Linked DNA regions of Homo sapiens: regions 2, 3, 4, 5 and 6 are each linked to region 1. Evidence: chromatin contacts called from ENCODE Hi-C or POLR2A ChIA-PET data. All regions are on one chromosome and are shown on one strand. Each heading gives the region's core, a stretch centred on a gene start or an enhancer-like site at or near the end of the contact. The rest is flanking DNA. Distances are from core to core; before and after follow the strand shown.

Region 1 (3,398 bases), core at 548-3,047:
AGACGGGAGAAGGTTATTTTGGATGGAATGGTCTGGGAAGCCCTCTGTTGAGGATGGTAGGAGTGAGGGATGAAGCCACTTGAAATGAAGAAGCAAGACATGCAGATATCTGGGAAAAGAGCATTCCAGGAAGAGGAACGCAAAGGCCCAAACAGAACACATGAAACAGGGAAACTGGCTGGGAAGCTACTGCAATAGTCTAAGTGTGAGATGCTGGAGGATCAGACCAGAGTGGAAGCAGTGAAGGTGATGGGAAGTGGTCAGATTCATAATATATTTTGAGAGTGGAGTCAACTAGCTTTGCTGTTGGACCAGATGTAGATGTGAGAGAAGAGGGGGAGCCAAGGTTATTGCACGTATAAAGGGGATGAGAGGACAGTTGAAGGAGACTGAATCAGAGAGGTACAGGGCTGGCAGGGCTGGGGCAGGAGATGGCAGACCACATGCAGATTCCTGCAGACCATGGGGAGGACTTTACTTTTCCATTGAGTGTGACGATTTTGAGCCAACGGATGTGATCTGACTTTTCTTTTTTTTTTTTTTTCTTTTTTGAGACAGAAGATCGCTCTGTTGCCCAGGCTGAAGTGCAATGGTGCGATCTTGGCTCACTGCAACCTCCACCTCCACCTCCCGGGTTCGATTGATTCTCATGCCTCAGCCTCCCGAGTACCTGGGACTAAAGGCGTGCGCCACCACACCCAGCTAATTTTTGTATTTTTAGTAGAGACAGGGTTTCACCATGTTGGCCAGGCTGGTCTCAAACTCCTGACCTCAAGTGATCCGCCTGCCTCGGCCTCACAAAGTGCTGGGATTACAGGCATGAGCCGCCACACCTGGCCGATCTGACTTGTTTTCTAACAGAATCTCTCTGGTTGCGGAGTGCAGTACAGACTAGAGAGAGACAGGAATGGAATGGGGCAGTTCTGAGGCTGATGCCAGGCATCCAAGTGAAAGATGACAGGAGCTTGAACCAGGTTAGTGACTGGGATGGGGAAACTAAATTTATTTGGGTAAAAACAATAAGTGGATTTCATGAAACTTGTTGAAGTAACGGGTGGTAAAAATCATAAAGGGGGTAGGCAAATAAATGATTGAAATTTGATAGTGGGTCAGGAGCTTCAGCTCTGCGGGCAGCAGTTGTGTCTCCTTGGAGAAGTGGTTTCAACTCTGAGCCGTTTTGTCATCTGCAAAATGGGGATAATAACGGTCCATACTTCATAGAGTTGTTGAGAGGGTGATGTAAAGGTTTTAGCGCACGATGTAGCACACAATAAACACTTAATAAATGTTATCTTAGAAGCCAGACTGCCAGGTTCCCATAACCATTTCAGCCGTTCACCGGCTGGCTGTTGTCATCTTGGTCAAATTATCCCTCTGCGCCTCAGTTTCCTCATCTGTGCAATGAGGCACATTAATCGTTAATATCAACTGCATAGAGTTGGGTTGTGAAGATTAAATAAATGAATACAAGTAAAGCGTTTAGAATAATGTGGACGGTAGCAAGCACGGCGAACGTGTTAACGATTATTAAGAATGTATTTTAGCCACATTTCCCAGCCCCTTCCCCGGCCTAGCATACCCCATTTTGTGGATGGGAAGTCTGCCTCTCAGCAAGGTGGCCTCTTGGAGGACGCTGTGCCCGCGTCAGGCGATCCTGTCGACTGCCGCCAAGACCCGGCTTCCGGCTTTGAGGGGCCACGCCCCGCTCGCACTCCCTGGCGGAACCTTTCAGTGCTGCGCTCGCGTTGCCAACCCGGCGCGCCTCACGCAGTTGCGCCCGCTGTTGGGACTACTTCCGGCTTCCCCGCCCCGCCCCGTCCCCGGGCGTCTCCATTTTGGTCTCAGGTGTGGACTCGGCAAGAACCAGCGCAAGAGGGAAGCAGAGTTATAGCTACCCCGGCCGCGGAGCCGGCTCACTGCACTACCCCCGCCCCCTTCTTTCCTCCAGACGCCGAAGTCGCGGGCGCTCATGGCGGGCCTGGAGGTACTGTTCGCATCGGCAGCGCCGGCCATCACCTGCAGGCAGGACGCGCTCGTCTGCTTCTTGCATTGGGAAGTGGTGACACACGGTTACTTCGGCTTGGGTGTCGGTGACCAGGTACGCCACGGAGCCGGCCAGGGTGGAGGAGGGAACTGTCTTCTGCCCAAACTCAGAGTACCGGAGGCCTGGTCCAGAGCGCCCGATTTCCCCGCTTCTCCCAGTGCAGGGTCTGGGGCAGATGGCAGCGTTGGTAAAACCTGCGGGTCGGAGGTTGCTCACCTGCCCCATCCCAGCCCAGAGTCCCTCACGGCACAGCTGGCACAACATGATTTGTAAACTCAAGGGCGGACACTCGCTTCAACACAGCCTGGCAGCCTCTCAGGCCAGGACTGTGTGGATCTAGCATTCCATAGAATGGCAAAGAATCTAGACAGGAGTTTAGCTCCCCAGAGCACTTCTCACCCACCTGATCCCGTCTGAACTCCTTACCACCCAGCCTCGGGGTGAGGGGACTGACTCAGTTCCGCCCTCATACCACAGTAGAGCCTCCACCAAACATCTGGATCCAAGCACAGGTACAGGAGTGAGCTTTGACCTACTCAGCCCCAGGCCAGGGCCCTTTTTTCACCCGTTAGCATGGGCCCAGAGAGTTCACACGCCTTTCACCCTTTACTGAAGGGCCCAGCATAGTCCACTCGCTACTGCCATCCCCAACTCAAGCTCTAGGAAGCAATCACCCCCAGAGTCGTACACACATACACCCTGGGTGTGAGGGTCATATAAGATTTTCTCCTCATAGTTGTCCCCATAGGGCCAGCCCCTCTTCTCCCATCCCCAGGCTCCACCTCTTACAGCTAGGGACGTCGTTGTCATCCCCACAGAGTTCTAGGACTGCTGGACCCAACCCACCTCACTAATTCTTTGCTCTGGCATTCTTCTTTCTTTCCTGTCTCTTCCCTGTGACCCTCATCCCCAACATCCACATCATCCTAGACATCTGCTTCCTGGGAGAAGTGGGCCTGCCTCCATGCCTGCCCCTCACTGTCACTGTTCTCTCACTCTCAGAACCAAGACTAGCCATGGGAAACAGACCACCCCACCTATTGCATCTTGCCATGAGATTTCACCCTTCCTCTCCTTTTTGACTGCTTCAGTTCTCAACTCCTCTAATCATTTTTTTTAGCTTCTCAAATAGAGTCTTAATTCTCCCCTCCTGACATAGCTTTAGGGACCTCTCTTCAAACTTGCTTTGTACATTCTGAGCACTTAGACAAGTATCCCCTTTCCCCCACCCCTCACTGCTGTCCCTATTCCTCTCTGTCTCTTAGAACTAAAGACCAAGACCACCATACCCCTCTCACACTTTACCCCCTCCAGCAGGAATCAGAACACAAGAACCGTCAGGGATTTCTGGCTC
Region 2 (3,398 bases), core at 603-3,102, 790 kb before region 1:
TTTGTACTTTTAGTAGAGACAAGGTTTCACCATATCGGCCAGGCGGATCTCGAACTTCTGACCTCAAATGATCCGCCCGCCTTGGCTTCCCAAAGTGCTGGGATTACAGGTGTGAGCCACCGCGTCCCGTCTATCATAAGTTTTATTGAACATTGCCTAGGTATCAGGATGTGTTTACATGCATTATCTCATTTAATCTGTAAAACCACCATGTGAGGGAGAAACTGAATTATCCCCATTTTCAGGATAAGGAAAAGGAGGGACTGGGAATGTGAACTCAGGAAGTGTGACTCCATCGGGTAGACTGCTCAGGCTGCAGATGTAAAGGTTTTACACGTAGGCTTTTCCAGATCTCAGCTTCTGAAAGGCGGAGGGACCGTTTGGACGGGAGCAGGGCCTCCTCTTCCAAGCACCCTGTGCCTTTAAGAGTCGCCCCCTCCCTCCAGGGATGCTCCAATTTCTTTCTCCCCACCACCCCCACCCCGCCCCCCGCGCCGCGGAGCCGCACCTCGGTCCTTCCTCCCCGCCCCACACCCTCAAGCTCGGCTCTTGGCCTTCGCTCGTCCAGAAGTGGGTGAGCTGTACCGCCAGAGGCGCATTCTCCTAGCCCCAAACCATGCCCGCTACGCCCCAGCGGAATGCCACCTTAAAGACCCTAATCCGGGCACCTCCCAGCTCCTGCTTCCCAAGGGCGAGGCCTCAGCGCCCCCTCCCATCGCCCATGCTCACGACGCCGTGAAGGTGACCTCCCCCAGGGGCGGCACACGCCCAGTGGTGCCCGAACTGGCTCACACGTGGTGAGCCGGGAGCGCGCGGCCCCTCCCCGCCACGCGCCTCGTGCCGGCCACCCGGCCACGCCCCCAGGACTGGCTCCGCCCCGTGCCCCTGCACGCTTCTCCAGGCTTGGGTGGGGCGACGCGCCCAAGTCGGGCACCGGGCAGGCTACGGGGTGGGGTAGGACCTGGGAATGGCGCACCCACGCATCCTCGAATGTCGCCTGCGGTTTGTGAAAAGCGGGAAGTCCGCCCAGCTCAGGACCTTTGGCTGGCAGGCGAGGTGCCCCGCGGCCCTTGGTGCTGAGCAGGGGAGAGACAGCTGGGACCGCGAGCCTGGGAATCGAATCCTAGTCTGCGTGTCCTCGGTGCTTCCTATTTGGAAACTGGGCATCATATTATCATATTCCCTTCTCCCTCCGGATTCTTATGGAGCTTCGAACGAGATTAAATATACATATATATGAGAAAGGGATTTGTTCACTAGGTCCAAAAGCATTTGCTGGTCCCATATGTGGTCGGACCCTGTGTGTAGTAGGCGGGGGGCAACATCTACGACAACCTGAGTTCGTCCCCTTAAGAAGCTTTCCTGAGTCTTGGGCCCCCCAAATTCTCTTCTGGGATGGTCCGAAAAGACGTCCCTGAAAGAGGAAAGGGCGGAAATCCTACCTGACGGCAGGTGTCTCGGAATGAGCTAAAATTTAAAAGGCAACGCGGGGCAGGGACAAGCGTCCAGCGTCAGATGGAAGCAGGCTCGCGTCCCCTACCCTTCCTCCAACCCCTAACCTAAGAAAAGAAACCGATCTCGCCGGTCTCCCCCAATCCTAGCCGCGAGACCGCCCAGCCCCGCAGCCCGAGCCCCGCCCCGCTCCGGCGGCCAGCGATTGGGAGATGCAAATACCGGCTTCTCTGCCCAGCAACGGGTGACGCGGCGCCCGAGCGCGAGGCGGGGCCCGGCCGCAGCCCAAGCGGGCACCTCGGTGTTTACACGGGGCGGCCCCGCGCGCGCCGCAGCGGCCCGCAGACGGCGAGGGGGAGGGGTGGTGCGCGCGCCGGCGGGGCCGCGCGGGGAGAAAGACACTGAAAGGCGTCGGCGGCCGGGCGGGGAGCGGCGCGCGCGGGCCGCGGCGGAGCCAGAGGCTGCAGGAAGAGCCCGCGGGGGCCCGGAGGGTGCGATTCCTCGGCCCCCGCAAAACAATGTGTGTTGTGAGCCAGGACGCAACTTGCCGGAGGCGGCGGGGGCGCGCCGAGCCCGCCTGAGACCGCGCTGACCTTCTCCCCCCGCCGTCCGTTGGGCCCGAGCGCCCAGCTCCTCGCTCCCCAGTTCGCGGGGGCCGGGCCGAGCCGCGGGGCGGGGCCGCCCCTCCGTCGCCGCTGCCTCCTCCCCCACCCCCAGCCGCGGAGGATGCGGACGGCCCCCGGCGGCGTCTAGCGGCCCCGGGCCCAGGCGCGATGGTGCAGCAGCGGGGCGCGAGGGCCAAGCGGGACGGCGGGCCGCCGCCCCCGGGACCCGGGCCGGCCGAGGAGGGGGCGCGCGAGCCCGGCTGGTGCAAGACCCCGAGCGGCCACATCAAGAGGCCGATGAACGCATTCATGGTGTGGTCGCAGCACGAACGGCGGAAGATCATGGACCAGTGGCCCGACATGCACAACGCCGAGATCTCCAAGCGCCTGGGCCGCCGCTGGCAGCTGCTGCAGGACTCGGAGAAGATCCCGTTCGTGCGGGAGGCGGAGCGGCTGCGGCTCAAGCACATGGCGGATTACCCGGACTACAAGTACCGGCCGCGCAAAAAGAGCAAGGGGGCGCCCGCCAAGGCGCGGCCCCGCCCCCCCGGTGGTAGCGGTGGCGGCAGCCGGCTCAAGCCCGGGCCGCAGCTGCCTGGCCGCGGGGGCCGCCGAGCAGCGGGAGGGCCTTTGGGGGGCGGGGCGGCGGCGCCCGAGGACGACGATGAAGACGACGACGAGGAGCTGCTGGAAGTGCGCCTGGTCGAGACCCCGGGGCGGGAGCTGTGGAGGATGGTCCCGGCGGGACGGGCCGCTCGGGGACAAGCGGAGCGCGCCCAAGGGCCGTCGGGCGAGGGGGCGGCCGCCGCCGCCGCCGCCTCCCCGACACCGTCGGAGGACGAGGAGCCGGAGGAAGAGGAGGAGGAGGCGGCAGCGGCTGAGGAAGGTGAAGAGGAGACGGTGGCGTCGGGGGAGGAGTCGCTGGGCTTTCTGTCCAGGCTGCCCCCTGGCCCGGCCGGCCTGGACTGCAGCGCCCTGGATCGCGACCCGGACCTGCAGCCTCCCTCGGGCACGTCGCACTTCGAGTTCCCGGACTACTGCACCCCCGAGGTTACCGAGATGATCGCGGGGGACTGGCGCCCGTCTAGCATCGCAGACCTGGTTTTCACCTACTGAGCCCACCGTCAGCGGGGCGCGCACGCCCCCAAACCAGCTGTTTACATACAGGAATCAGGTATTGGGGCCCCTCGGAGGCCGAGGCTGGCACCCCATCTCCCGCGCAGCCTGCCCCCTCCTGGACGTGCCCATCCCCCCTCAGATCCAGACATGCCCCTCCCCCGCAGACACACCCCAAGGCAGCCCAACCCCCACCCCTTCCCCGACACCCAAGCCCCTCCCCAC
Region 3 (3,398 bases), core at 491-2,990, 740 kb before region 1:
TACTTACTTACTTATTTATTTATTACACAGGATCTCACTCTGTCACCCAACCTGGAGTGCAGTGGCACAATCACGTTTCACTGTAACCTGAACTCCTGGGCTCAAGTGATCCTCCTACCTCAGCTTCCTAAGTAGCTGGGACCACAAGCTCGTACCACCATGCCCGCTATCTTTTTCTCTTTGTAAAGACAGGGTCTTACTATGTCATCCAGGCTGTTCTCAAACTCCTGGCCTCAAGCAATCCTCCCGTCTTGGCCTCCCAAAGTGCTAGGATTACAGACATGAGCCAGCTCACCCAGCTGAGGAGTTATTTTTTGACACTGGTGAATTCAGATCAAAAGGGATTTCTAAGAAAGGTGCTGGACCCAGGCCGGGCGCGGTGGCTCATGCCTGTAATCTCAGCACTTTGGGAGGCCGAGGCAGGTGGATTATCTGAGGTCAGGAGTTCGAGACCAGCCTGACCAACATGGAGAAACCCTGTCTCTACTAAAAATACAAAATTAGCCAGGCATAGTAGCGCATGCCTGTAATCCCAGCTACTTGGGAGGCTGAGGCAGGAGAATCGCTTGAACCCGGGAGGTGGAGGTTGCAGTGAGCCGAGATCGTGCCATCGCACTCAATCCTGGGCAACGAGTGAAACTCTGCCTCAAAAAAAGAAAAAAAAAGAAAGGTGCTGGACGCCTAGGACGCAGAGGGGTGTTTCACCCCAAATCAAGTAGCACCAAGCCCTCCCAGGCCTTGGGTGCAAGCATATTAAAGGCCTCTTTCCCTCTCTGTCTCCATTGTTTACACTCCACTGAGCATCCGCAATGTGCCACACACTGTTCTAAGCGTCTTACACATATTAAATTATTTAATCCTCACAACAACTTTATGAAGTGAGCGCAATTATGAGCCCATTTTATGGAGCAGGAAGTTGAGGCAGGGTTTTAGGTAGCTTTTCTGGGGTAGCACTGTGGGTTGGAGCGGAGGTGGAGTGCACTCTTAGGCCAGCTGGCTCTAGGGGCTCTTCACCACTAGGCCGCACTGCCTCTAGCAAAGGGACGCGGGGAAGCTCAGCAGACCTTAGGCCTCCCAAGGGCGCCACGGTGGTTCCTTTGAGCCCAGAGTCAGCTCTTAAGTCCATAGGCCTTCCTGAAGCTTCTGAACCACTTGCCCATAGCTGGGCCTCAGGCTGGCTCTCAGTAGAATGTGGAGAATGGAGATTCCCGCATGTCCACTTCTCCTAAAGGTTTTATAAGGCAGTGCTGGGAATGTGCTTTATAAAAAAGGGGAAGCACCCCGACAACAGTCACTGTTTGCTCTTTTAAGCACCATCCTGAGAAGGAGGAATGTTCTTCCCATTTCATAGGTGGGGAAACCGAGGCTCAGAAGAGCAAATTTTTGGCCGGGCGCGGTGGCTCACGCCTGTAATCCCAGCACTTTGGGAGGCCGAGGCGGGTGGATCACGAGGTCAGGAGATCGAGACCATCCTGGCTAACAAGGTGAAACCCCGTCTCTACTAAAAATACAAAAAATTAGCCGGGCGTGGTGCGGGCGCCTGTAGTCCCAGCTACTCGGGAGGCTGAGGCAGGAGAATGGCGTGAACCCGGGAGGCGGAGCTTGCAGTGAGCCGAGATCGCGCCACCGCCCTCCAGCCTGGGCGACAGAGCAAGACTCTGTCTCAAAAAAAAAAAAAAAAAGAGCAAATTTTTTTTCCAAGGTGATAGGGAGAGTCCGTGGCTGATGTCTGCACTGACCAGACGCCCCTAGGGGGCCAGCGAGGGCGGGTCCCAGGTGCAGCGGATGCAGAGGAGAGAGGCCCGGGCGCGGCGCGGGGGATGGTGCGATCCCGGGCCCGAGGGCATCAGACGGCGGCTGATTAGCTCCGGTTTGCATCACCCGGACCGGGGGATTAGCTCCGGTTTGCATCACCCGGACCGGGGGATTAGCTCCGGTTTGCATCACCCGGACCGGGGGCCGGGCGCGCACGAGACTCGCAGCGGAAGTGGAGGCGGCTCCGCGCGCGTCCGCTGCTAGGACCCGGGCAGGGCTGGAGCTGGGCTGGGATCCCGAGCTCGGCAGCAGCGCAGCGGGCCGGCCCACCTGCTGGTGCCCTGGAGGCTCTGAGCCCCGGCGGCGCCCGGGCCCACGCGGAACGACGGGGCGAGGTACTCGGCGGGGTGCGGCCTGCGGACTCGCCCGGAGGCCGGGGGGCGGGAGGGGGCGGCCGGGGAAGGGGGCGCCGGAAGCCTCTGGGCGTCTGCGTGTTGCCGCGTGTTACACGCACGCACGCCCCTTACACACCTTTTCACAGACCCCGCCGTCGGGGCGCGGCCAGGTCAGATCCCTTTTGATCCGGGCCTGGGCTGAGTGCTCCCCCCGGGCTTCAGGTGACGCGGCCCCGCGGAGCGTGGGGTCGCCCGAGTTGGGCTGGGGAAGCCAGGGACGGAGGTGTCCGGCCGTCACCCCTAGAGGAGGGCGTGCGGGGGTCTGTTTTGCGTGAGTGCGGGATAGGGGAGTCGTGTGGTGCGGTGAGGGGCTTGTGGGGGGCACTGGAGGACTCTGGGGGTGGCGGGGGATCCGAGGGGGTCCTCGTGAACCCGCAGGGGAGAGTCCTGGGTGAGGGTGGGTCCCGAGCACCTGTGTCTCAGGAGATGGTGAGAGCTGTCTGGAGGGCTGGGCACTTGGTGGCAGGGGTTGGCGGTGCAGGGGACACCGCCGGGACAGGGCTGGGGTGCCCTGGAGCGGGGGAGCCGAGGGAGTGGGAGCGGGGGCGCAGCGCGCGATCTCTGGCCCGGCAGGGCCGCTGGTTCTCCCCAGTGCGCGGCTCCGGGTTTGCAGGTGGACGGTGCGCGCGTGTCTGCGGTGTGTGCTGTGCCTGCAGACCGGGGAGGGCGGGGGACGACAGCCACCTCCTTCCCTCTGCCTCACCCCCCTCCTGTCCCAGGGCCGCGCTTCAATTTCCGCTGAAACTTCTGACTCGGACACCCGCCGCCTTTCGCTTGGGCTCCCACGGGAGGGGCCTGGCTGCGGGGGGCGGGGCGGGGTGGGGGTGCGGCCTTGCTCGGGTAGACCATGGGTGTGACAGCTGGGAGGGCTGTGTGTGTGTGTGTGTGTGTGTGTGTGCGTGCGCGCGCGCGCTTGCGCTTGATGTAACCCGCCCTCATTTCCCTGGGTCCCGAGTGTGGCAGGGAACAGCAAGAGGTAGATATTAGGGGCTGCTTTCATTCCACATCACAGATTCTATTCTGCAGTGTGGTCTGCAAAATGCCTTGCCCAAGATGTATAGACTCAGTTACCGCATCTGTCCCCATCTGGGTGGAGCTTATCCCAGGCCCCAACAGGCTCTGAGGGATGGCCGGGGCCAAGGCAGCCTGGACTACTGATGTGGCACAGGCCAGAGGGACTCCAGGCAG
Region 4 (3,398 bases), core at 615-3,114, 710 kb before region 1:
ACAGCAGTTAGATTGACAGGTGATGATATCTCAACAGCAACCATTTCCCAGCATTTTGGGAGGCCGAGGTGGGCAGATCATTTGAGCCCAGGAGTTCAAGACCAGCCTGGGCAACATGACCAAACCCTGTCTCTACAAAAATTAGCCAGCTGTGGTGGCACGTGCCCGTGGTTTGCAGCTACTCGGGAAGCTGAGCCCAGGAGTTGGAGGCTGTAGTGAGCCATGATCACGCCACTGCACTCCAGCCTGGGCAACAAGAGTGAAACTCCATCTCAAAAAAAAAAAAAAAAAAAAAAAAGGCTTCCCCAGGCCATTCAAATGTACAGCCAAAGTTAAGAAACATTGTCTAAAGGGATGTGTTTCCGGCAAAAGAAAAATTATCCCAGATGAAGGTCTGAGGTTCATTCCTTCATTCAACATATGGAGCCTCCATTATGTGTTTGGAACTGTTCTAGACACCAGGAACACAGCAGTGAGCAAAACAAACCAAAGTCCCTGCCCTCTAGGAGAGGAAAACAGACCCAGAATAACATAAATAAGTAAAACATGCTCCGTTAGACAGTAATAGATGCTGAGAAGAAAAAATGAAGCCAGGAAAGCGGATGTGAAATGCTGGATACGTGTGTCTGTGAAATTTCAGATGGAGTAACTAGGGAAGATTTTTGGGTAAAGACCAAAATAAAGGGAAGGAGGGAGCCATGCAGACGTTTGGGTTATGGCAGGTGCAAAGGCCTTAGGGCGGGAGTGTGTCTGACTTACTCCAGGACCCAGCAGGTCAATGGGACTTGAGTGGAATGAGGCAGGGGCAGGGCAGTCAGCTACGAAGACAGAGATCGGGAGGCAATTTGCGAGCCCTGGGACAGATCTCGGATTTTGCTTTAAGTGAGATGGGAGTACTTGGGTCGGGGAGTGGCATGGGTTTGATTTACATTTTAACAGGACTCTCCGGCAGCTAGGTGGAAATGGACGGTAGGGGGCAAAAAGAGAAGCAAGGAGGCCCAGGAGGAGGCTGGTTCAAGACCCCTGAGATGATGGAGCACTGATGGAGCTGGAGCGGGATGGGGCCGGAGGAGGTGAGGGATGAGATTCTGCAAGTGGAGCCCGCAGGATCTGCTGATCGATGGGACGAGGAACGGGAGAAAAATTAAAGCGGCGCATGAGGCAGACGAATGCAAACTTCACCAATAGCTCAACGAAAAGACAGACGGTGACCGCTGAGAGGCAGCGTCGGATCTGGGTAAGGGCGGGTTCCTGAGCCTGCCAGGCCTGGATTCAAACCTCGGCTGAGTGGCCTTGGACAGGTCATCAACAAACAGAGCCTTCGTTTATTCATGTGCAAACGGGGCCAAGGACCGGGCCTGCCCCGAGGTATGCCTGAGGCTTGGGTGAGCAGGCGCCGGGCTCGCAGGGCGCGCTCCTAACCCGTCCCCAGCGGCTCGACGCTGTGGATCCCGCCGCCCTCCAGCCCCGGCTCCGGCGCCGACTCCTGCTCAGGCTCCTGCTCCTGCCCCCGGCCCCGCCCCCGGCCCCGGCCCCGGCCCCCGGCCCACCCCGGCCCCGCCCCCAGCCCCCGGCCCCCCCGGCCCCGCCCCCGGCCCCGCCCCGGCCCCGCCCACCCCGCCTGCGGCCCAGCTCCTTCCCGCGGCTCTGCGATGCGGCCCGCAGGGTGACCCGGGCGGGAGTCCGGGGACCCGCGATCAGCCCCGGAGGACGGGGTGGGGTCGCCCCAAACAGGAGCGCCGGGACCGCTGGGACCCCGCACTCGGCGTCCGCCGCCGCCGGGTAGCCGGGCAGTGGAGGTCCCGGATGAGGCGACAATTTTTCCGGCCCCCCCTCCCAGTCCCGCCCCACTTCCGGGGCCGCCACTTTCACTTTCTCTTCCGCCGAAGCCGCTCCCCTTGCGAAGAACTGGGGCCTCCCGGGAGGAGAGAGGGCTTTGCCTTGAAACCCGGGACGCCAGGGGCGCTCCCGCAAGTGGGGGTCCTCCGGGACTTGGAACGCCCCGGCTGGGTGGTGTCCGGGCGTCCTTTCCCCGCTTCTTCCCACCTCGGCTGGTCCCGTTTCCTCCTGCGCCCAGTGCGGACCTGTCTCGGCGCCCGCTGCCCTCTCACCGCCCCACGCAGGATCCCGGCCTGGTCACCGGGCAGTGTGATGCTTCCCGACTGCCGCGGGGACAGCGAGGCACACACAGGGCTTGGGCCGCGCCGGAGGCCACACGGCCTGGCTGAGTTGCTCCTGGTCTCCCGCCTCTCCCAGGCGACCCGGAGGTAGCATTTCCCAGGAGGCACGGTCCCCCCCAGGGGGATGGGCACAGCCACGCCAGATGGACGAGAAGACCAAGAAAGGTGGGCACAGGCTGGAGGTGGCTGGGGAACTTCCGGTGGGAAGTGGGCCCCGCAGGACCTGGCCTTGCCCCTGGCCAGAAGGGCCTTGGAGAGGGGGCTTTAGCCTGCCCTCCCTCTACCCTCCTCCCCATCAGTTTCCTCCTTTGGTACCTGCTGGCTTCCAGAGCCATCTTGGGGCCCTGAGAACTCCTTGGGCTGGCTCTGTGCTGAGATGGGGCTAGGGGACTCGCAGAGGACACAGGGCATTGAACTTGGAGACCTCCTGGGCTGGTGGGAGACAGACGTCAGTTGACCTGAGAAGCAGGGGTACTTGCCTCTTCTCTTGTCCCCTGCACCTAGGGTTGTAGAACGGAAGTCAGTCACTGCCTTGCTGGAAACCCTCCCATGCCCCTCTGTGTTCTCCAAACAAAACCCAGAGGCCCTGGGTGGCCCACAGGATATCTGTCCTCAGTCACCCCGCCATGCTCACTCTACTGGAGCCCCACTGGCTTCCTTCGGTTCTCATCCAACCATTTTTTGGCCAAGGCCCTTACTCTTCCTTCCACCTGGACCACTCTTCCCCACTGGAGCTTGACACGTGCAGCTTCTCCTCCTTCAGGTCTTAGCTTCAGTGTTACCCCCTCCCAGAGGCCTCCCCTGGTCTCCTTAACCTGTTTATTTCCCTGCCAGCAAGGATCGCAATCTGACTTTTTTTTTTTTTCTTGTTAAACTTGTTCATTGTCTCCCCACTGGGCAGGGAGATCCATAAGGAGAGGGGCCCTGTTTATAAATCTCTGTGGGATTCCAGTTCCTGGGACAGTGGGTGGCACACAGTAGAAGCTCAATAACTGCTTGTTGGATAAATGAATAGAAATATGAGGGACCCTGGGAATGGGAAGGACAAACAACCAAATGAGCCTAGTGTGAGGAGGAGTGGGGAATATTAGAGAACCCCTCCCGGAGAAAGGGACTTTTAGTCTGGGTGCTGAAGGATACGTAGGAGTTCACCAGGAAGACAGAGAAAGCAGCACACACAAAGGATCGCCTCCTTTCCTACCCCATTACTCTCAGCTC
Region 5 (3,398 bases), core at 487-2,986, 660 kb before region 1:
ACCTCATCTTTAAATTTGTCCCATTCATCCAGAGAAGCAAAATCAAGGAAACTAGAGGGGGTAAAGTCTTGCAACAGATACACAGCTGCACTGCCAACAGGTCACAAGACCCATGCTGCCTAGGGCATTGACTGTTATGCCATGAGGACAGACATCACACAAACACCAGTAATTAAAGGGTTACGGTGCCAAAGGGTTCAGAGCTCCACTTCCATTCAGTATCAGAACATAAGAAAAAGGGAAAAACAGAAAATGAGCCCAAATAAAATATAAAATAAAATATAGATACCAGGAGCTTCCTCAAAATATGTGGGTTGTATTAATAACGTGTTTGGCTCTGTTACGGGCACCATCCATCAGAGGACTGGAAATAGGGAAAGTCACCTTAGTCTTCCTCAAGGAAAAAAGATTATTTAACTTGGTTCACGGTGTACATTCATAATTTTAACTGTCATGTATTTATTGAATGAAAAACATTTGAGAACATCATGTGCAACAAAAACATGATTTCACAGAAATTGTCCAAACTAAAAGAGTATAAAAATAGAAGCGCTTTTTATACAATTATTTACTTATTATTATTATTGAGATAGGGTCTCCATCTGTCACCCAGGCCGGAGTGCAGTGGCGCAATCATAGAGTAGCCTCTAAGTCCTGGGCTCAAGCGATCCTCCTGCCTCAGCCTCCAGAGTCGTTGGGATCACAGGCTCGAGCCTCCACACCCGACTAACTTTTAAAAACTTTTTGTAGAGATGAGGCCTCGCTGTGTTTCCCAGCCTGATCTCGAAATCCTGGCCTCAATCGATCCTCCAACCATGGCCTCCCAAAGCGCTGGGATTACAGGCGCGAGCCATGGTGCCCGGCCGCTTTTACACAATTGAATAACATTAAAATAGGTGGCAGAAGACAGACAGAAAGTCGATTCGTGGTTGCCAGGCGTCGTGAATACCGGGGAACGCGGAGTGCCTATTAATGGGTAAGGGTTTCGTTTTGGAATCAGACAGCGGCGATGGCTGCACAACTTTGTGAATTTTCTAAGAATCACTGAACTGTGCACCTTAAAGGAAGAACTGTGTGGTAATTACATCGGCGGTACGCGGGCAGCGCGTCAATCAAGCCGGCGACGGTGAATGCAGTTCGGGAGAGCTGATACCCCTCGGGGAGGCGGCTCCGGGAGCCTGCGGACGTGGCGGACGCCTGGGACGGGGTGGGCCTGGCCTCCGCGCTCGAGGAGTCCCAGTCCTCTCCAGATGGAAGAAAGCCGGGGCGCGAAGCCGCCGCCCGCTCTTCTGCCTGGGGACGCGACTCTGCCGCCAGGCTCCCTCGGGTCAGCTCGGCACCCGCCCGAGCCCCCCCAGTTCCAGGCCCTCTCCTCATCAGACGTGCCCTGGGCCCTCAGCCTGTTCCTCTCGCCGCCCGGAACCCCGCAGCAGCCCCGGGTCCCCAGCCCGCGCCCCTCCGGCGCCGCCTCCGCCAGCTGCCCCTGCCCCCCGGGCCGCCCTCGCAGGCCGCTCCCGGCGCCCCGGTCGGCTTCCGTACCTGCCTTCTCCGCGCCGCCGTCCCAGTGGCCGGAGGTGGGGCCGTCGCCCTGCGCACTCCGGAGGGCCATGCCCCGGGGCCCCGGGCCCCCACCCGAGCCCCGGCTGGTGGCGGAGCCGGGAGAAGACGCGGCTCCGACCGCGGGACGTAGCACCCGCTCGGCATCGGCAGGCTCCCCTCCGTCGGCCAGCGGCGCGCAGGCGCGCAGGCGCCCCGCTGGCCCCGCCCCGCGCCGGCACGTGACCCTGCGCTACGCCCGGCCGGCGGCGGGGGAGGCTGCGGAAAGAGCGCGGTGAGCGCTCTGAGGAGTTGGCTTCGTCTGCGCTGTAGACTCTACGGTGTAGAGTGTGGCGCTCTTGAGCGAGTGTGCTCGAGACCAGCTGTCGTTTCCTTTGCTTCTTTCATCTGTAAAATAGTATTGATGATAATAAAAATATTGAACTCACAAGGTTATTGAGAGTGTTTAGAACATCACCAAGCATATAGTAAATACTCCACAATTATGACCAATTTTTGCTTACCAAGGATTATTTTTTTACCTCCTGTCTCGTCTCCCCACACGAACTCCTGTCATCAGTTCTTGGGTACTTGGGGATCTAGCAGGTTCATGTCATACGGGTCCGCAGGTTATGCACTGCACAAGGCCTGGGAGCGCCATTTACGTAGACGTTCACGTGAACCGTGCCCCCTTAAGTTGTGCGAAATAGTGGCCACTCATCTAAAGCAGCGCTCTGGCTTATCAGGTCTGATTTCCTTCTCGTCTTCAGTGATATTCCTTTCTTTCCAATTAGACATCCATTCCCTTGGTTATATCCCTGATATTGTGATTGTGGCCTCCCGAATTTCTAGTGCTAGGTCTTCATGCTGAAGTTCCCATAATTCCAGTTGCTTGATGACTCTCTTCCACCTCCCACCCCCAACCACAACAGTTCTTTATTATCCTGAGACCTCCAGCCCATGAAACTCCTGACCTCGTGATCCGCCCGCCTCAGCCTCTCAAAGTGCTGGGATTACAGGCGTGAGCCACCGCGCACAGCCAAGTTTTACAGTTCTATTCATAAATCTAGTAAATTATATCAGTTATTTGGTCCCATTAATAAACTAAGCTAATTAAAATCCTTTGAACATTTGAAACTGCATTTATAAATTCAATTCGTTTTTCTAAGTATCACAGGTTTCTAACAAAGCCTTTCAAGTCCTTGTGTAATTCTTGTAAATGTAATACATTTATAAGAATACTGAGTCATGAGTGCTTTCAAATGTGTCAATACAAACGAGATTTCATCTTAAAATCAAAAGTCTAAATCTATTCAAATACATATTTGTAATTAGTACAAGAATAATCTGTTAGAATTCTCAAAATTATCTTTTTTTTTTTTTTGAGACAGAGTCTCACTCTATCACCCAGACTGGAGTGCAATAGCGATCATAGCTCACTGCAGCCTCAAGCTCCTGGGCTCAAGCTAGCCTCCTGTTGCAGCCTCCCGAGTAGCTGAGACTGTAGGTACACACTACCATGCCTGGCTAGTTTTTTTAGTTTTTATAGAGGGGGTGGGGAATCTCCCTATGTTGCCCAGGCCGGTCTCAAACTGCCTTCGCCTCCCAAAGCTCTGGGATTACAGGCGTGAATCACAGTGCCAAGCTCTTGAAATTATCTTGAACATTATAGGAATTTAAAGTATCACATTTACACAGATGCCTTAATGCAAAATTATTAATACTAGAAGTTTGAAAACATTTCTAGTCTTTGTTCTAAATCATCTGTGAGGCTCATGCCTGTAATCCCAGCACTTTGGGAGGTGAAGGGCTGCAGATCACTTGAGGTCAGGAGTTCAAGACCAGCCTCACCAACATGGTGA
Region 6 (3,398 bases), core at 288-2,787, 570 kb before region 1:
TACCATCATCCCCCTTTTACAGACGGGAAAACTGAGGCTTAGAGAGTTTAGGTCACACAGCTAAGTAGCAATGGCCCTGATATTTGAGAACCTAGGCAGTCTGGTTTTTAACCACTGGGCCTACACTGCACTCCTCAGATGGAATGAAGTCTCCAATTCTTGGAAAAATCTTCCCTTCTTAGTTTTCTTTTTTCTTTTTGAGGCGGAGTCTCGCTCTGTCGCCCAGGCTGGAGTGCAGTGGCGGATCTCAGCTCACTGCCACCTCCGCCTCCCAGGTTCAAGCGATTCTCCTGCCTTAGCCTCCCGAGTAGCTGGGATTACAGGCGCGCGCCACCAAGCCCGGCTGATATTTGCATTTTTAGTACAGACGGGGTTTCACCGTGTTGGTCAGGCTGGTCTCGAACTCCTGACCTCGTGATCCACCCGCCTCGGCCTCCCAGAGTGCTGGGATTACAGGCGTGAGCCACACGCCCGGCCTCTCTTCTTAGTTTTCATTTCCTCTCCCCATGTCCCATTCTCGTAGAATTAAACAGCTGAAAAGTAATCAAGTCTTCCCAAATAATTTGCCACCTTCTTTTCAAAACTCTTTCCTCCACACAAAGCAATAGCCAAGATGCAACTTCTCCTGACCCTGACTCTGCTTCCCCAAAACAAACTACAGAAGCTCCACCCATCACCTGCTTAATCTAGCAATGTTCCAACACTGCAAAAAACACACAACGAAAAACAAAATTGAAAAGTCCTACTCTTTCAAAAGGTCACCAACATATGTATACCCTTAGCCAAGCTTTCTCTCCATACCTCTTTTTCTATCCAGGCTCCTAACTAGTCCTTAACTCCAACTCCAGACGTTCTGCCCCACGTCTTGGTCCCTTCCCCCTTTCGCCCCAGCAACCCCGCCTGGGGTTCTCTCCACCTCGCACCCACTCTGCAGGTGGGAAGCTCAGCCCCGCCCAGAGGGACCCTAAGAAGGCCCCTACTCCAGCTGCCCAGTTTCGCGGGAGGGTTCACTGCACACTACCCAGCAGGCACCACTCCCTCCGCACCCTCCCCCAGCACCCCCCTGCGGCCCCACCCCTCAAGTTCCCTTCCCCCTCTGACGACCCCCTCCTCCAAGTTGTCCCCTAGTCCCCACCCAGTTCAGTCCTCTCCTCTGCAATAAGCTGGACTCCGGCAGCCGGTTCCCACCCTCACATCGGCCTCTGCCCCCAAACCTCGCCCTCCGCCCTGAGGGGTGGCCCCTGGGCCTCCCCGATGGGCTGCAGGGGCCTCGCTTGGTTTATGTGTGAAGGTGGGGGCAGGGGAAGGCGACGGGCCGCTCAGGAGTCTGCTGGAAGCGTGAGGGTCGGCCGCGCTCCGCTGCCCTATCCTGGGCCCACCCCACCCGCCAACGACCTCGCCTGGCTGCTCCCTAGGTACCTGTGGTGGAAGCGGCAGCGGCGGCGGCCGCTCTCCCCTCTGCTCACACAGACAATATGGCGGCGATGGAGGAGGAGACACACGGCTCGGCCGCCAGCCGCAGGGACCAGAGCGAGGCTGCAGCCGCTGCTGCCGGAAGCGGAAACCCCCTCCTACCAGGAGGCGGGGCGAGACAGCTTCCGACTCCGCCCCCAGAGGAATCTCTCTGAATGCGGCCATGCTGGGATGTCCTATTGTAACCTTAGGGATTCAGTTCTGGCCTAGGGTGCAAAATGGAAGGAATCCCCAACGCAAAGCAGAATAAGGAGACTTGCAATAGTTAAGCGCATTTTATTTCAATAGTGTTAACAAGTGACAACAGAGAGAACACGAACCTCCCATTAGGTGAACAGTTGGTTTGACCCAAGTTAAGATGGCGGTACCCAGGTTTCCCACACTTCACCCAGCTGGCCCCCCTTTCTTGAAAAGAACCATGCGCGACCTGCAGAGCTGTAGAGCCAAGCATTCTGGGAGCTGAAGTCTCTTTTGCTCTGACCCCTCGTTTTAAATTAGGGTTTCAGCAACACTTTCTATTCAAACTTGGAGTTCGGAAGAAGTGAATGAAAGTTGGACCCTAGGAAGGGCATGGCGCAGGAGTCTGAGAAGTGAGGATACTAGCTCTCAAGAGACCAAGGCCCAATTCCTTCCTCCTACAGGAGTCCTGCCAAGAGCTGTGCGTCCAAAATACAGTGTTTTTTTTTCCTTCTATCTGCCTCCCACCCCTGCTCTCCTTGCCCGAGCTACCTCCCCAAAACAGCCACAAAGCACTTTCTACCATGCAGAGCTCATCATGGTCTCCCTATGGTCAAAAATCTCCCATGGACCTCTTTATGCACCAAAGATAGCCCAAACTCTTCACTTGACATTCAGAGTCCTCCATAATTTGGCCAAACCCTCCTTTCCAGCCTCCTATTCTGCCACTCTCTTCTCAAATTCCGGAAGATTCCACCCACAAGACTGCAAACAATTCCTGGAACTTAGCTGTGTTGCCTCCCTCCCTTTACACTGGCAGTTACTTCTCTTACTGTCACCTCATGGACTGGATAATTTCTGTATGCCGATTGAACTAATTCAGGGATCCTTTCCTCTAGGGGTCTCCTCTCTGTTTAACTCCCTCCAACCCAGACACTATCAGTCAGTAACCTGAGGACCTCAGTCTGTCTCCTCCATCAGACTGGGAGCCCCCAGTGGACAGGGCTCCATCTGATGATCAACCTCTCCTTTGCAGGCCCTGATAAAAGCTGAAGCGTCTAAGAGTTGCTGAAAGGAGTTCAAGTATTAGTCTCACCTCTGGTGGGACAGAGGTGTGAGCACTGGAACGAGGGTGAGGAGGCCAGGTTCTTTCAGTACCAACCATTATCCCTAACTGTCTCAGAATAGCTGGTTGTCTCAGGAATGGGCCTCTCCACCCTCCACAGCCCTGCCTTCACAGTTTGTCAGCTGACTAGCACCTCTGCTCCCAAAGAGGCACCTCTTCCCCATGTGGGGTTAGGGCTGGTGGTGGCTGCAGACTTATAGTGATGGCCTCAGGGAGGTGGCTGTGGCCTTCTCTGGACCTCATCTGCTAGACAGCTTGTGACATCTGATCCCAATTGCCTGGGAACCCACAACAGTTTTTCTCTCAGTGTCCTGTAACTGGGCCTCAATTTCCCCACTTGTGGACTGAGGAGGTTATACAAGATAATCCCAAAGTTTCTGGGAAGCCATCTTCCAGGAAATGATACCCTTCTACCTACCTCTCGAACGTATCTTTTTGGCTCTTGTGGCTTTGTTTTTCCCAACTGTATTCACATTTGTTTAACTCACAACAATTCATCATTTGCTATGAGCCAGACACTGTGCTAGGTACTGGGGATGTGTTATGAGGAAGACATACACCAGTTGCTCACTGGTGGAGCTTACCTTCTAAAGTGAGAAGCAAGTAATGCACAGGTAAACAA

The links. Hi-C counts contacts between places; a loop is a spot of excess contacts on that map. ChIA-PET counts read pairs that join two places held with the same protein, here RNA polymerase II (POLR2A). Pooled maps may share reads with other maps.
Region 2: a loop to region 1 is called in a map of gastrocnemius medialis, with 4 times the contacts of the local background. The contact joins the promoter of SOX12 here to the promoter of PSMF1 in region 1. A Hi-C loop is called at or near these places in 1 of 168 maps with a recorded cell type or tissue (gastrocnemius medialis), 1 of 37 single-sample maps with no recorded cell type and 10 of 50 pooled maps.
Region 3: a map of naive thymus-derived CD4-positive, alpha-beta T cell shows a loop between it and region 1 (30-fold over the local background). The contact joins the promoter of TRIB3 here to the promoter of PSMF1 in region 1. A Hi-C loop is called at or near these places in 1 of 168 maps with a recorded cell type or tissue (naive thymus-derived CD4-positive, alpha-beta T cell), 3 of 37 single-sample maps with no recorded cell type and 7 of 50 pooled maps.
Region 4: a map of CD8-positive, alpha-beta T cell shows a loop between it and region 1 (25-fold over the local background). The contact joins the promoter of RBCK1 here to the promoter of PSMF1 in region 1. A Hi-C loop is called at or near these places in 2 of 168 maps with a recorded cell type or tissue (both CD8-positive, alpha-beta T cell), 1 of 37 single-sample maps with no recorded cell type and 12 of 50 pooled maps.
Region 5: a map of CD4-positive, alpha-beta T cell shows a loop between it and region 1 (7-fold over the local background). The contact joins the promoter of TBC1D20 here to the promoter of PSMF1 in region 1. A Hi-C loop is called at or near these places in 1 of 168 maps with a recorded cell type or tissue (CD4-positive, alpha-beta T cell) and 7 of 50 pooled maps. POLR2A ChIA-PET finds 5 or more read pairs at or near these places in 1 of 52 experiments (activated T-cell).
Region 6: a loop to region 1 is called in a map of ascending aorta, with 10 times the contacts of the local background. The contact joins the promoter of CSNK2A1 here to the promoter of PSMF1 in region 1. A Hi-C loop is called at or near these places in 9 of 168 maps with a recorded cell type or tissue (CD14-positive monocyte, CD4-positive, alpha-beta T cell, CD8-positive, alpha-beta T cell and 5 more), 17 of 37 single-sample maps with no recorded cell type and 24 of 50 pooled maps. POLR2A ChIA-PET finds 5 or more read pairs at or near these places in 2 of 52 experiments (MCF 10A and activated T-cell).

What each region holds. Positions count from the first base shown.
Region 1 is chr20:1,116,805-1,120,202 of GRCh38, forward strand. PSMF1 (proteasome inhibitor subunit 1) reads left to right here and starts at 1,798. Exons shown (of 7, transcript NM_006814.5): 1 at 1,798-2,098. The coding sequence starts at 1,970. LOC105372493 (a long non-coding RNA gene) reads right to left here and starts at 1,644. Exons shown (of 2, transcript NR_136535.1): 1 at 1,580-1,644; 2 at 1,048-1,184. RefSeq lists enhancers at 1,549-2,191, 1,591-1,640, 1,651-1,700, 1,711-1,900, 1,941-2,070.
Region 2 is chr20:323,700-327,097 of GRCh38, forward strand. It overlaps SOX12 (SRY-box transcription factor 12), which reads left to right and starts at 1,853. Exons shown (of 1, transcript NM_006943.4): 1 at 1,853-3,398. The coding sequence starts at 2,226. The coding sequence ends at 3,173. NRSN2-AS1 (NRSN2 antisense RNA 1) reads right to left here and starts at 1,553. Exons shown (of 3, transcript NR_109990.1): 1 at 1,443-1,553. RefSeq lists silencers at 723-982, 1,543-1,852, 1,963-2,342, 2,413-2,472, 2,493-2,982 and 1 more.
Region 3 is chr20:379,020-382,417 of GRCh38, forward strand. TRIB3 (tribbles pseudokinase 3) reads left to right here and starts at 1,741. Exons shown (of 4, transcript NM_021158.5): 1 at 1,741-2,150. RefSeq lists silencers at 2,025-2,184, 2,205-2,314, 2,585-3,174 and an enhancer at 2,860-3,398.
Region 4 is chr20:406,435-409,832 of GRCh38, forward strand. It overlaps RBCK1 (RANBP2-type and C3HC4-type zinc finger containing 1), which reads left to right and starts at 1,865. Exons shown (of 12, transcript NM_031229.4): 1 at 1,865-2,345. The coding sequence starts at 2,324. RefSeq lists a silencer at 1,563-1,832 and enhancers at 1,810-2,452, 2,403-2,452, 2,453-3,093, 2,503-2,602, 2,663-2,762 and 1 more.
Region 5 is chr20:460,797-464,194 of GRCh38, forward strand. It overlaps TBC1D20 (TBC1 domain family member 20), which reads right to left and starts at 1,737. Exons shown (of 8, transcript NM_144628.4): 1 at 1,540-1,737. The coding sequence starts at 1,609. RefSeq lists silencers at 1,120-1,268, 1,337-1,826, 2,107-2,176.
Region 6 is chr20:542,253-545,650 of GRCh38, forward strand. It overlaps CSNK2A1 (casein kinase 2 alpha 1), which reads right to left and starts at 1,538. Exons shown (of 14, transcript NM_177559.3): 1 at 1,420-1,538. RefSeq lists enhancers at 1-551, 1,245-1,938, 1,424-1,573, 1,594-1,673, 1,784-1,833 and 1 more and a silencer at 1,044-1,103.